Regions from separate parts of the Homo sapiens genome. Here region 1 is linked to region 2. The links are chromatin contacts, found by Hi-C or POLR2A ChIA-PET in ENCODE. All regions are on one chromosome and are shown on one strand. The core of a region is the stretch at or near the end of the contact, and the rest is flanking DNA. Distances in the headings are between cores, read along the strand shown. Region 1 has its middle 120 kb from the start of LINC01848. Region 2 overlaps MAN2A1 (mannosidase alpha class 2A member 1).

Region 1 (6,166 bases), core at 2,852-5,351, 130 kb after region 2:
AAGAGTATGCATCACAGAAAAGCACAATTTCATAAATCTAATAAACAACTAAACAAATACATGCCTCTGTGCATTGATACCACTTGAAATCTCTGTATTTTCATAAGTTTGTTCTGTATGATTGCAAAGACAGTTATTTGTACTTATTTGTGCATGAGTAATTCCTCCAGTTTCCTTGGAAGTAAAGCCAAAGGCAGACATTGGCTGCTTCTCTGCACATTTCTATGTGTACAGAGGGATCTATAAATATGAGTGCTCCTACTTTCAGAGTTTGAAAATAAAACGACCAAATATTTTTTGAATGGAACTGGTCCTGCTTTTAATTCATACCAGCTCTCTGGAAAACTTGCTAATAAAACCACTGTAACAATCACGTGTTTCTTTGGAAACATCAGTATAATTAGCCCTTTCAAGAAGAGAACAAAACTGTATTGGAAACCTCAATTTGAAATACAGTGAAGCCAAATACCTAATTATAGTGCTGCAGTCTTTTTTCTTTTCCTTTATTTCCTGGCAAAACATTATTTTATGCCTTTGTTCCCCTTCAATGGCCATAATAGTCTTGGCATAAACCTTGCAGGTAGGTGGGAAAATCTCCTGAGTATTCCTTGTTCTGTTGGAGGATATTCTTGGAAATAACCAAACAAGTAGTCTGCTTAGAGGGCTACCCCTGGAAAGTCAGGAGGAGTCTTTTCTCAGCCACACTCCTGACAAACATTTCTGTTTCTTCTCCCCTCCCATCCCCAGGAGGCTCGGTACCCTTGAATCTTTCCTTCCTCATTTGCATTCCCTTCCTGCACAAGGAAAGGATTATTCTCAATTTACACAGTAGGATGGGCTTTCAGAGTAAAGGAAGATCTTTGAAGGCCCTGGGATGGCTTGTGGAGAAGCCTCCTTTGAAAATTTAAACTGGAAACCTTACTTCCTCCAGGAGTGTTTGGCTTCTAAGCATTGTATATAGAATGAAATGTTTTGTCCCCTAGTGAAAGGAATTTCTCTATAAGCGGGATGGGGAAATATTTGTGTTTTGGGAGTCGTTCTCTGGGGGAAGGGAAACTGGAAGAACAAATAACATAAGCATAATAAATACAGCTGGTGAAAGCTGAGATTTCCAAGTGACTGCTTCAGTGCTCTAACTGTAGCCCTTGAGGTTAGAAGTTAAAACACCTCACTTTGCACCTGACTTAATGACTACCCTGAGGGAAGAATTGTTCTGGTTGATAGGATTAGGTCTCTCTTTACTTCTTGATTGTGCCTGAAGCATGGAAGGAGCTGAACAATGAGGATCTCAAATACTCTAGTGCCATTTCGCCATCACAATACCTAAAACACATCTGATTCTATTGGTTATCTTGATTTTCAGCCATTACCATAGCTTCCTAATGAAAGCTTACATTGCAAATTAGGGATGTTAAAGAGGAAAGGCAAATTAGTGGGAACATTTGCACTTGAATTTGATTTCTAGGAAACCACTCATTTAGTGTTTTCTTTATTATTTTTTTCAAATATGTGAATGAGTTGCAAAATTTTAAATGAAAACTATGTTTGAAACATATCTGGAGACCCAGGGTACCATCACTAGTAATTACCTTTTCTCTGGAAATGATTTGAAAAGTTGTCAATAAGCCTTTCCCAACTTGTAGCTTTCTGAGGCACTGAGGATGAAATCTAGAATTATTTACCATAGTTTATCAGGACTTCAACACCTGACACTGCTTAACTCTTTAGCCTCTTTGTTCTCATATTCTACTTTCTTTGAACTTTTTCTGGAACTGGAGTCCACCCTACTTTCTCTTGCTTCTAAGAGTCTGTATGCATTTCCCTAGCCTGGAATACTCTTTGCCTCACTGTTCATCTGGTCAACTCTTATTTAGCTTCAAATTTCAACTTAAACACCATGTACTTTTCTGGACCACAGAAGAGGTTGGTTTTCTTGTTATTTATGCTCTTAATACTCTGTCCAACTTTTGAAACCCTCTTTCCCCACCCCATCAAATTTGTTGTTGTTTTTTTCAATGTCTTTCTTTGTCACTAGAGTGTAAGCTTCCTGAGGACAAGTATTGTATTTTTGTCTTGTTCACCACTACTAGCACTAGCCTCAGCACATAATATTGCTAGGCTGGAGTCTACATTCTGACCTTATCTGAACAGCTCACTCTCTAACCCTATGGAATCAGCCTAACTTCCTGTCTTTGCTTTTGCAGGACAAGTAGGCAATTCAATTGCAAAAGGATCCAGCTTACTCTTGATTTAACCTAATTGCTCTCTCAATCTTTGCCACATACTCTTAGCTCCACAAGAACTTTCCATTATTAATGCAGCTTGATTTGGGACCATTAAATTGTTTAAATTGTAATCAGCTTTAAAAATTATTTTATCAACTTTTTGCTTCTTTAATATTTTTAAAGCATGCAAGTCCCGAGTCATCTACACATAGCCTTAAATCTCTATAGGTGGTGATCACACTGAGTCAAATGACATTTGTAAAGGGAAAGTTACACCTTTGAAAATTTACATAGGAAATAATACTTTGATTAAATTAAGGATAAGCATTTTAATCGTTTTCTCGGACATTTTCTTCCAAAATTTTACAAAAATAGAAACTGTCTTTTCATCCTTACCCCCTACCCCTTCTTTCCCATCCAAACTTATCCTGGTATTCATAACTTCTACAGAAAGGGTGACATCTGGAACTAATTTATGATAACTTCATCATCTTTGCAGCATTTCTGGAACTTGCTCAGAGAAGTTAGAATCTTTCCAGTCTAAGAAAATATACTTTCAGGCAAACATTTTCAGTAAAATATTTCTGAGGAATAAAACCTATTTACCTACTATTGAATGTTGAACACAAATTTCTTATGCCCTCATATTTCCCTGAATTGGTTGTAGTCATTAAGGATCAAAATAACAGCTCCGGGAAAACCCAGAAACAGCAGAGGGTCTATCAACAATATGAGGAGACTTCCGATTGAATGAACTGTCACCTGTATCCTGCATAGTTTCTTAATCCTGAGCATTGATCAAGTATTGACCGTAGGCCAGATGCTATGCTAGGTTTTGGAAGGCTGCACTGTGTATAAGACACAGTCCTTGCCCCAGGAGCTCTTTGCAGTGTCTACTAAAGGAATTTAGAGTAATCTCTGGGTGAGTGCAAGTCATGGATACATAAAATGAGGTCACCTATGGCAGGAATCTGAGAGTTTCTTATGCCACCACCTCCCTGTGCTATTGTAAAGCACATAATGGCATTTTAGAGATGACGAAAATTTTGGTGTATGATTGGAAACACAAGGATGAAGAATATCTTAAAGTGGGTGCACAAAGTTGGCAGAAGCTTGTTTGGCCTTTGCTTCAAGTCTCCTGCAGTTTCAGCTTCAGTGCTGATTCTCCTTGAATTTGCTTGTGTTACCACAACGTTACCTGGGTTATTACTTACCCTCTATATTCCCATTTTAATAGTGACAGGGAAAGGATCAAGTGTAGTCAAAATGCAAGGACATTTCCTTAGCCTAAGAAGGCCTATTTAGAATAGAATGTTAAAATATTAAAGAAGTAGGAAAGCTCTTTTTTTGGTTTATGAAAAATTCAAGTTGTGTAAGGCCTTCTGGGAATTGAACATTTGTATAAGTTTGGCAGTGCCTGGATTTATTTATTTATACCCTGCCTATTCTATAACTGGTTTCAAGCAGACTAAAATGAAACATGAAATGCCCCAAAATCACATGTGTTAAGGTGGGATAAAATAAATAAAAACAGAGGCAAACACAAAGTGGTTTTTGAATAAGCCTAAAGACACCTACTATAAAGACACCTACTAAGACACATCTATAAAAGGTAAACCAGAATTGTGTCTATGATTCCTGACATCAAGTTAGCACAAAATAAATGATAGTTGCCTTTGAAAAAAAACTTCTGTATAATTACCATCTCTTTCTGATTCATTGAATTGAGTTGTGTAGCTTGGTCTTCCTCAGGGGTAACTAAGTTGACAGGTTATTTTCTGTTTTCTGTCAAACTGTTCAAGAGATTGCATAATCCTTGGGCAGCAGCTTGTTCTTTATAACTGTGGCATCTGGCAGAGCGCCTAGCACATACTGGGTGCTGAATAAACACTGGCTGACTGGCTCAGTAAGTGAGGGAATTAAAAAATGTGAATCAGGATGATCTGCCAAATTGGGACAGGGGTTCAACTTTCCTGAACTGATCCTGTTTCTTGGGATGCTGCTATGAAGTGTCTGAAGTTTTGAATAACTGCTACAAGGAGAATCAGCAAAAAGGAAAGTTAGTGATGGACTTAATGTGTGTGTGTGTGTGTGTGTGTGTGTGTGTGTGTGTGTGTGTGTGTGTGAAAGAGAGAGAGAGAAATCAATTCTATAAATTGTTTGTTGAAAGGTAAGTTGTAGCCCATGTAGTAAAATCCTTATTGAACAGGAGTGTCTCTAGCTACACTCTGGAACAGAGAAAGTCTTGAGTATTCACCCTATCATCTCTCTAGTTGCATCAGTATGTTCAGGTTGGCCCTATGAGAGAAGTAGATGCTTCGGTAGCATCTCACTCTTTGTCTCCCGGACCACAGGAGATATTCAAAGGTTATTACTCAGCAGCTATACAAAATAAGGAACAGAATTGCTTCCTAAATCCTGCTATGTAGCAGTGAGTAATGTGTGTCTTTGTGTCTATGTAAGCTGGCCTCCTGGGGAGGAGGAAGTGTGAGCTGGAGTGCCAGGAATCAAGGGGTGATAATGACGGTGGTGGTGTGTTTGTGTGTGAAATAGTATGAACTTCTACTTTCGATTGCAGCTGATTTTCCCCATAACGTATCAAGAGCAAACACTTACTCAGTTCTTGTCTCCACAACTGAACTTATCCCAAAACTTTGTCTAAGGTTTGTTGAGTGATTCATATTTCTCCCATTAACATATGTTTAATCTTTGCAACCCTATTCCCTTGACTTATGCTAAGAAAAATTCACTTCCTCACGGCCCTGAGCTCCAGTTCAAATATTCCCCCATTAACTGACAAAGAAGAACTACTTCTTATTCATTATAAGATTCCTCTTGACTATACGGGATAATGTAAATTTTTTTATCCCACCATTTTTTCAAAGTATATAGTTCACAAGATTACTTTGATAACTGTGTAACTTCTTTTGTGTCCGGAAACATTGATGTGATCAGGTTCAATCCTGTGTGTGCATCTGTGGATCTGAAGACTGAGAACTCTGTCTCTGTGCAGATGACTTGACTTTACCTAGACAACGTTTTTTACATAATCTGGTCCAATTGTGAGTCCTTTTCTGCTTTCACAATGGCGTACTCTAGGATGCTTCAGACTGCCCTTCGCTGAGACTGTGTTCTGAATAGATAAAGAAAATAGGGCCACATGTTAGCAGTTTTGCTGAATCTAGATGGCTGCTATATTTGTATTTGTTTTACCATTCTTTGAACATTTTGTATCTTTAAAGTTTTTCACAATAAAAAATTTGAAAAAGGCTGTGTACTCTGAGGAGAAATGAAACATCAATGGGGAAAAAAAGAAGAAATGTCAATGGGAAGAACACGGTGGGTGGGAGGGGATGGGACTTCTTTTAGGTTTCAGTCTGTGTCCAAATATTAGATATTGTATAGCTGAAATGTTGATGGGTGATTCAACATTTACTTCTGAAACTGATACTAGAGAGACTTAGTGAAACTCTGCAAATGCTCCAGGGGATGAGAGTGGGGAGTGGGTAAGCTTTTTTCATCAAAACTTTTCCTATGTTTTATCTAACCTGGGGTCCCAGGTAGGGTGCCTGTGGTAACTGTCTTTTGTCAGGAATAGAAATCAGTCATTGAAAAGTTTCCACCAAATAGAGGATGAGTGTCTCTGCTTATTCCAGAGTGAACAGAGGGCATACCATGTGACTCTTCTGTCACCACTTTACTGAATTTGGACAAAATATGACAACATTTCCCTAGGAAAAAAAAGTAACAGAGGAATCCTAAAAAACTTCTGCTTCTTCTCAGATCTCAAAAAGAATGTGAAGAAGGAGAATACATGGTTATTAGGCCCCTTCAAAAGAAACAGAGAAAAGGTGTCATTAAGAGGGCAAAGGACTATAGAAAGGGCATTCTGGGCCCAGGAGACAAATGCTATTTATTTCATAGTTTTGACGTTTCAGGGT
Region 2 (5,369 bases), core at 2,444-4,943:
TTCACAGGTCCAGCTTAGCTTGCTGAATTTATAGAGGTTTACTCAAAGTCACATAAATGGTTCATGGTAGAAAAAATCATTGGTCTGATCCAGCTTTCTCTAAGCCCAGCTTTATCTGATGGCTTCATTCTGCAAACCAAATCATCTTTCCCCATACTCCACCAAGTTGCTGGAAGAGCCTCAGAGGCCCAGCTTAGTCTATGAGCTGAATGTTGGTTTTATCCCCTGAATTAAGTTTGCAATGGGTTTTCTCTGTGCAACTTTAGAATACGCCAGCCTTACTTCAGTAATTCAGCCTCGAAAGTGATCTAATCTGTTTTACAAAGATAGTTACCTACCACAGTGCTTGGCACAATTTCAAAAATTGTAAATTTTCTTCCCCACATCCTCCCATTTTATGGGGTCCAGATATTACTAATGCATTAATGAATGTAAAAGCAGTTCTTCCAAAATCTGTTTACTCTCCTAGAGCATACAGTGTGACTGCTTGAAGGTATCTGTTTTCCTGCATGCATATTCAAGTTAAATTCACAGTTTCCCTACTTTGAAAAACAGTTTTCTTGGAAATAAAATGTCTAGACAGACTTTGAAACTGAAAAACTGCTGCTTTGCCTCAGGTATTTTTGCTTGAAAACTGATACTTTCATGAATATTTGATTTTTTAAAAACTTGGACAAGATGATTGCTATTTCAGTTCGTTTTTACAAAAGTGATGTAATTTTAGTTTTGAGAGAAAGTATAACTTTTTCTATCAGTGAAAGTTAATTTTTATGACTTTTATCTCTATTTTTGTATTGTCGGTTTAAATCTCTTGTAGAATTCAAATGTAGAATTCCAAAGGTGTTTCCCTCCCCACATTTTTTGTCCCCTTCTGTTGCTATAAAGGCCTTACATATTCATTATTCCAAGAGCAAATGTGTTGCAGGAATTTTAGCCATGCATGCTATCAAGTGATATGTAAGGATGGACCCATGAGTTAAAATGGACAAATGCTTTAGGTTAGTAGTGATATGTGCTTTTAAAAGAGCTTAATGAAGAGGGTTTCTAATCTGTTAATCTGAATCCAGACTTTGTTATGACTTTGATGTACGACTCTAGACATATAATTTAGGAGTTCCCTGAGTCTTTAGCTACAAAGTTGTAATGTCAAATAAAGGAAATTTATGCTAAGGGCTTCCTGTGTGCCAGACATTTGGCCAGATCTTTGTTAAGCTATTTCATTTCATTTCATCTTCATTTTATGGAAAAGGAAAACCTGGTTTTGCTGAAACCCACAGCTAGTAAATTGCAGAGCAAGGATCCAGATCTCCAGCTGTCTGACTCCCCACTCAGGCTCTGAACCACTCTTACTACACAGCTCGTGCACTAGCGCATTCTGCCCTACAAGGCAGTGTGAAGCTACTTACATAGTATTTTCAACAGGTTAATCCACACAGTGACTCCATGAAGGAAATAATACAAGCATTACCTCCATTTTACAGGCAAGAAAATAGATATTTAGGAAGAAGAAATTACTATCCTAAGGTTTCACAGTTGGCACATGATAGAGTCCTGTTTCTTATTCTTTTGGAGATCTAATGATACCATAAATGAAGGGTTTTCCTATGTGTTATTTTTATAGTACATGGGCAGGGTGTTTTAAATGTATTGAAATGAATTAGAAATTTTTATCATATGATTTAAAATTGCTGTGTGTATCATGTGGTCTTGTGATGACTCAGAATTCCTTAAATGACTCTTCTCTTCCTTCAAACAAAATCTTAGCAGTACCCCTACAAAATATCAGTGTGAAACATCATAACATAGGTTATTCCAGCCAAGACTCTGAGGTGAGGACAGCTTTAAACTGTTCAGGCACATTAAAATCAAATCAGTGGTGGAGATTCTGGCAGCTATTCAGGAAAGATGTCTCTTTAGTACATTAAAAAATCTTATCCCCTAGTGAGGATGATCAGGCGTTTGGGCATATTCCTGTCTGTGGCCAGAGAACAGAGGAAAGAATCAGTTTTATCACAATGTCAGTGCTGAGCAGCACATGACTCTTTTCAAAAACTGTATGTTTCTTAATTTTTCCAGGGATTTTTAATTCATTTATCATAAACACCTTCCAACTTTAGGAAACAAAATTTATTAAGATAATTGTATTTTAAAATATTCAGAGGCCTAAACCATTCATGACATTGATACTTAAATGGATATGAGAAATTTTATTGCAAGAAAAGGTATACTGACCCTCTTAGCTGACTTGTCATGTTTAGTATTTTTATTTTTGCCTGCCTATCAACAATAGCTTCTGCAGTATCAATTTAAATGATACATCAAGCTGGTAAATGTGAGCTGGCCTACCAAGTGAAAGCATAACTAAATTTAAATAGCTCTGATATAAAAATAATGAATCAGTACATCAAAGATTAAGAATGCAGTTAGCAAAAATTAATGTTCAATAAAGAAGCATGTGTGACTTTTAAGTTAGATGGTATGTCATTCAATGACCAGATAAGGACTAAGTTCAGGTGCAGTTTATTCAACTGATGTGTGTGTTTGAAAAATAAGACGAAAACATAATGCTTTATTTGAATAAACTTTAATAAAACAATATATAATGTATGGACATAAGGAAACCTAAGTCCTCGGGGATTATAGGGGAAACCAAGGCATGAGGTTACCTAACAAGGAACCTTAGAACATAATCTTACCTGGCTCAGTACAAGTAGGAGAGAATGGTAGCAGGTGAATGGGCAGTGAGCATGGACCTGAGGAGAAATGAATTTGCCTAACTTTCTTGCTAAATAAATGTGCTTTTGGATGCTGACATCGAGAGAGTGGTGTGTGAAGTACCATAAATATTTGCTTTATTGTCTGCGCGGTGTGACTGCATTCTGCTCATTTGCAGGTGGGCAATGGGCACTCCAATGAGGCAGCCTTGATCCTCCACAGAAAAGGGTTTGATTGTCGGTTCTCTAGCAAAGGCACAGGGCTGTTTTGTTCTACTACTCAGGGAAAGGTAAGTTGAAAAGGTTATTTTTGCTTACTGTTAGTGTGCTTTGAAATCCTCTTTCTGCAAAGGATCTTGACAATAAGATCATGTTTCATTGCTTCTTTACTGTCTCAGTTTCATCAGTCTGCAAATTAGTTTGAATCTCCCCATCTGAAAAATGCACTTTCTCAAAACTTCAGCCTCCTTTCCTTGTTGACATCAAAAGGCATAGCTGGAATTTATGCACATTTGAAGGCAATGCTCTTGTTATTTCCTAGGCCTTCTATTTCCAGCCTACAAAGTGCCTTGCTCCCAGTCCCCCAGTTTTCTCCTCCCCTGAACCACACATGCTCACATATCATCTAGTTCAGCATTGGTAAACCTAAGTCCTACAGAGGCCAAGGCAAGTTTATAATAACTGAAGCTTATAGAGGTAGCCATAAAGAAGCAACTGGGAAAATTGAGACTGTAGGCTAGTGGGATAATCCACCCACAGCCCAGGAGGCAGCTGTACGTAGCGCCAATCAGTTGTTTTCCCTTGGGAAATAAATGTAGGTCTTGGTCTTCTGATTAATGCAGATTTGCATATGAGTCAACACACCGTGCAGGCCAAACAGATCCTCAGTCTGAACACAGCTTGCTGGCTGCCTATTGTTTATTTCTCTTCAAGTTGGTCTTTCTGGCAGTTCCATCAAGCCTGTCCTTGAAAGGAAACAAACCTCCAATCTCCTGCCTCTGTCACTGAAAGGGCCATGACTCAGAGAAGGCAGCTGGGCTGATTTAGGTACACAGGCAGGTCTGCCTCACCAGGCAGCTCAGCTGACCCAGCTTTCCTCCAAAACCTCATAAATAATGCTGTAGACCAGACTCAAGTGATTCAGTTCCAACCCTACAAATTAGCATGTGTGTGGGGTCCAAAAAGATAAGAAAAATGTGGTAGGAGCCCTGAACCTACTTAGATAGATTAGCTTCTACATTTCTTTTACCCTACCCTGCTTGGAGCTGGTGCCAAGAAAGCACTGATATTTTTATTACTTTTTTATTATACTGTATTTGCACTCTATTGTATTGTTGATGATCTAAGTTTACTTGGTTCTGAGCATTCTGACATTAAGGCCTTGAGTCATAAGGGGGTTATACGATCCAGAGAGACAGATAACATGGCAGCGGTGAGGGAAATACTTTCCAAATGACCTGTCCACCTCTATAGACTGGGACTCAATGACATAATGATCCCTCCTTGTAGTGAGCCTGTGTGCTCTCTCTTAACTCTGTTGGAACAGGAAAAAGTGGTTGAGGACTACCATTGTTAGGGGTAAGTATTGACTAAAAGAGAATGAGGATGTTTTTAAAGCTTCTTGGCCATTGGAGGTCCTTTCTTTTATTGAAAAAGCCCCTGTGCATGATAAAATTCTCAAGCAATACAAAAAGGAATGCAGAATATGTTGCTCATGACCATTACTGGTTTCCTGTTCCCTTCCAAGCGTAGTCTGTATGTTCAAGCATGTATATATGTATATTTAATTCACCCTTTTTTCTGTAAAAGAGAACTTATATATGTATATTTAATAACATATATGTATATTTAATCCACCCTTTTTTCCTCAAAAGAGAACTTCAACATACTGTTTTATTCCTTCTCATACTAATTTTCACAGAATATGTAGTTGTGCTGCTAATCTTCAAAGTTGATCTAAATATGTAAATTTTATCATTTACTTTTCAGATATTGGTACAGAAACTTTTAAACAAGTTTATTGTCGAAAGTCTCACACCTTCATCACTATCCTTGATGCATTCACCTCCCGGCACTCAGAATATAAGTGAGATCAACTTGAGTCCAATGGAAATCAGCACATTCCGAATCCAGTTGAGGTGAACCTGACTTTCACATTTGGATTGAGAATCATTGGCTTTTATACCTTTCTTGGTTTGACGTGCAATAAAGAAGCACATTATTTTAGCTTCTGGCTACTGTGAGAACATGAATTCTGTGATTCTGTGGGTTTTTTCTTTTTTCTTTTACCAGTACAGTAAGAAAAAAAAAAAAAAAAAAAAAGCCATGCTATCAATCAAGATTCTTTTTTTTTAAACTTTCTCCCATGAACTACCACCATCAGTATGAATTGATGCAACAAATGAAGAAATATTTAAAGACAGCCTCTCAACAGATTGTATCTCAGGTTAAATGCTAACTAATTATGTCTGTGTTGGGGGTTGCGAAGAGATTCTTAAAAGTATCTGTGTGTTGATCATCAGTTTTACAAAAACACCTATTTGGCTGAAATGGAATAAAATGTTTGTGGGTAAAAGCTAATGGCCAAAATGGTTGCAATCATTCATACTAGTTAGAAAAATTATGTGTTGAAATAAGTGGAAAAGTGCAATCCAT

The links. A loop is a pair of places that touch in the nucleus more often than their neighbours do. ChIA-PET counts read pairs that join two places held with the same protein, here RNA polymerase II (POLR2A).
Region 1: a map of PC-3 shows a loop between it and region 2 (2.5-fold over the local background). The contact joins two enhancer-like sites. A Hi-C loop is called at or near these places in 1 of 168 maps with a recorded cell type or tissue (PC-3). POLR2A ChIA-PET finds 5 or more read pairs at or near these places in 2 of 52 experiments (activated T-cell and activated naive CD4-positive, alpha-beta T cell).

The regions. Positions count from the first base shown.
Region 1 is chr5:109,996,215-110,002,380 of GRCh38, forward strand. No RefSeq gene overlaps it. Among named protein-coding and RNA genes, the nearest start is that of LINC01848, 120 kb to the left of the region's middle. Within about 2 kb of position 4,102, at least 9 of the 41 ENCODE cell types and tissues checked have a DNase peak (open chromatin) inside an H3K27ac peak, as active enhancers do; they include PC-3, where a contact is called at or near this core.
Region 2 is chr5:109,862,143-109,867,511 of GRCh38, forward strand. MAN2A1 (mannosidase alpha class 2A member 1) reads left to right here. Exons shown (of 22, transcript NM_002372.4): 21 at 2,894-3,004; 22 at 4,704-5,369. The coding sequence ends at 4,856. Among named protein-coding and RNA genes, the nearest start is that of LINC01848, 18 kb to the right of the region's middle. Within about 2 kb of position 3,694, at least 7 of the 41 ENCODE cell types and tissues checked have a DNase peak (open chromatin) inside an H3K27ac peak, as active enhancers do; they include PC-3, where a contact is called at or near this core.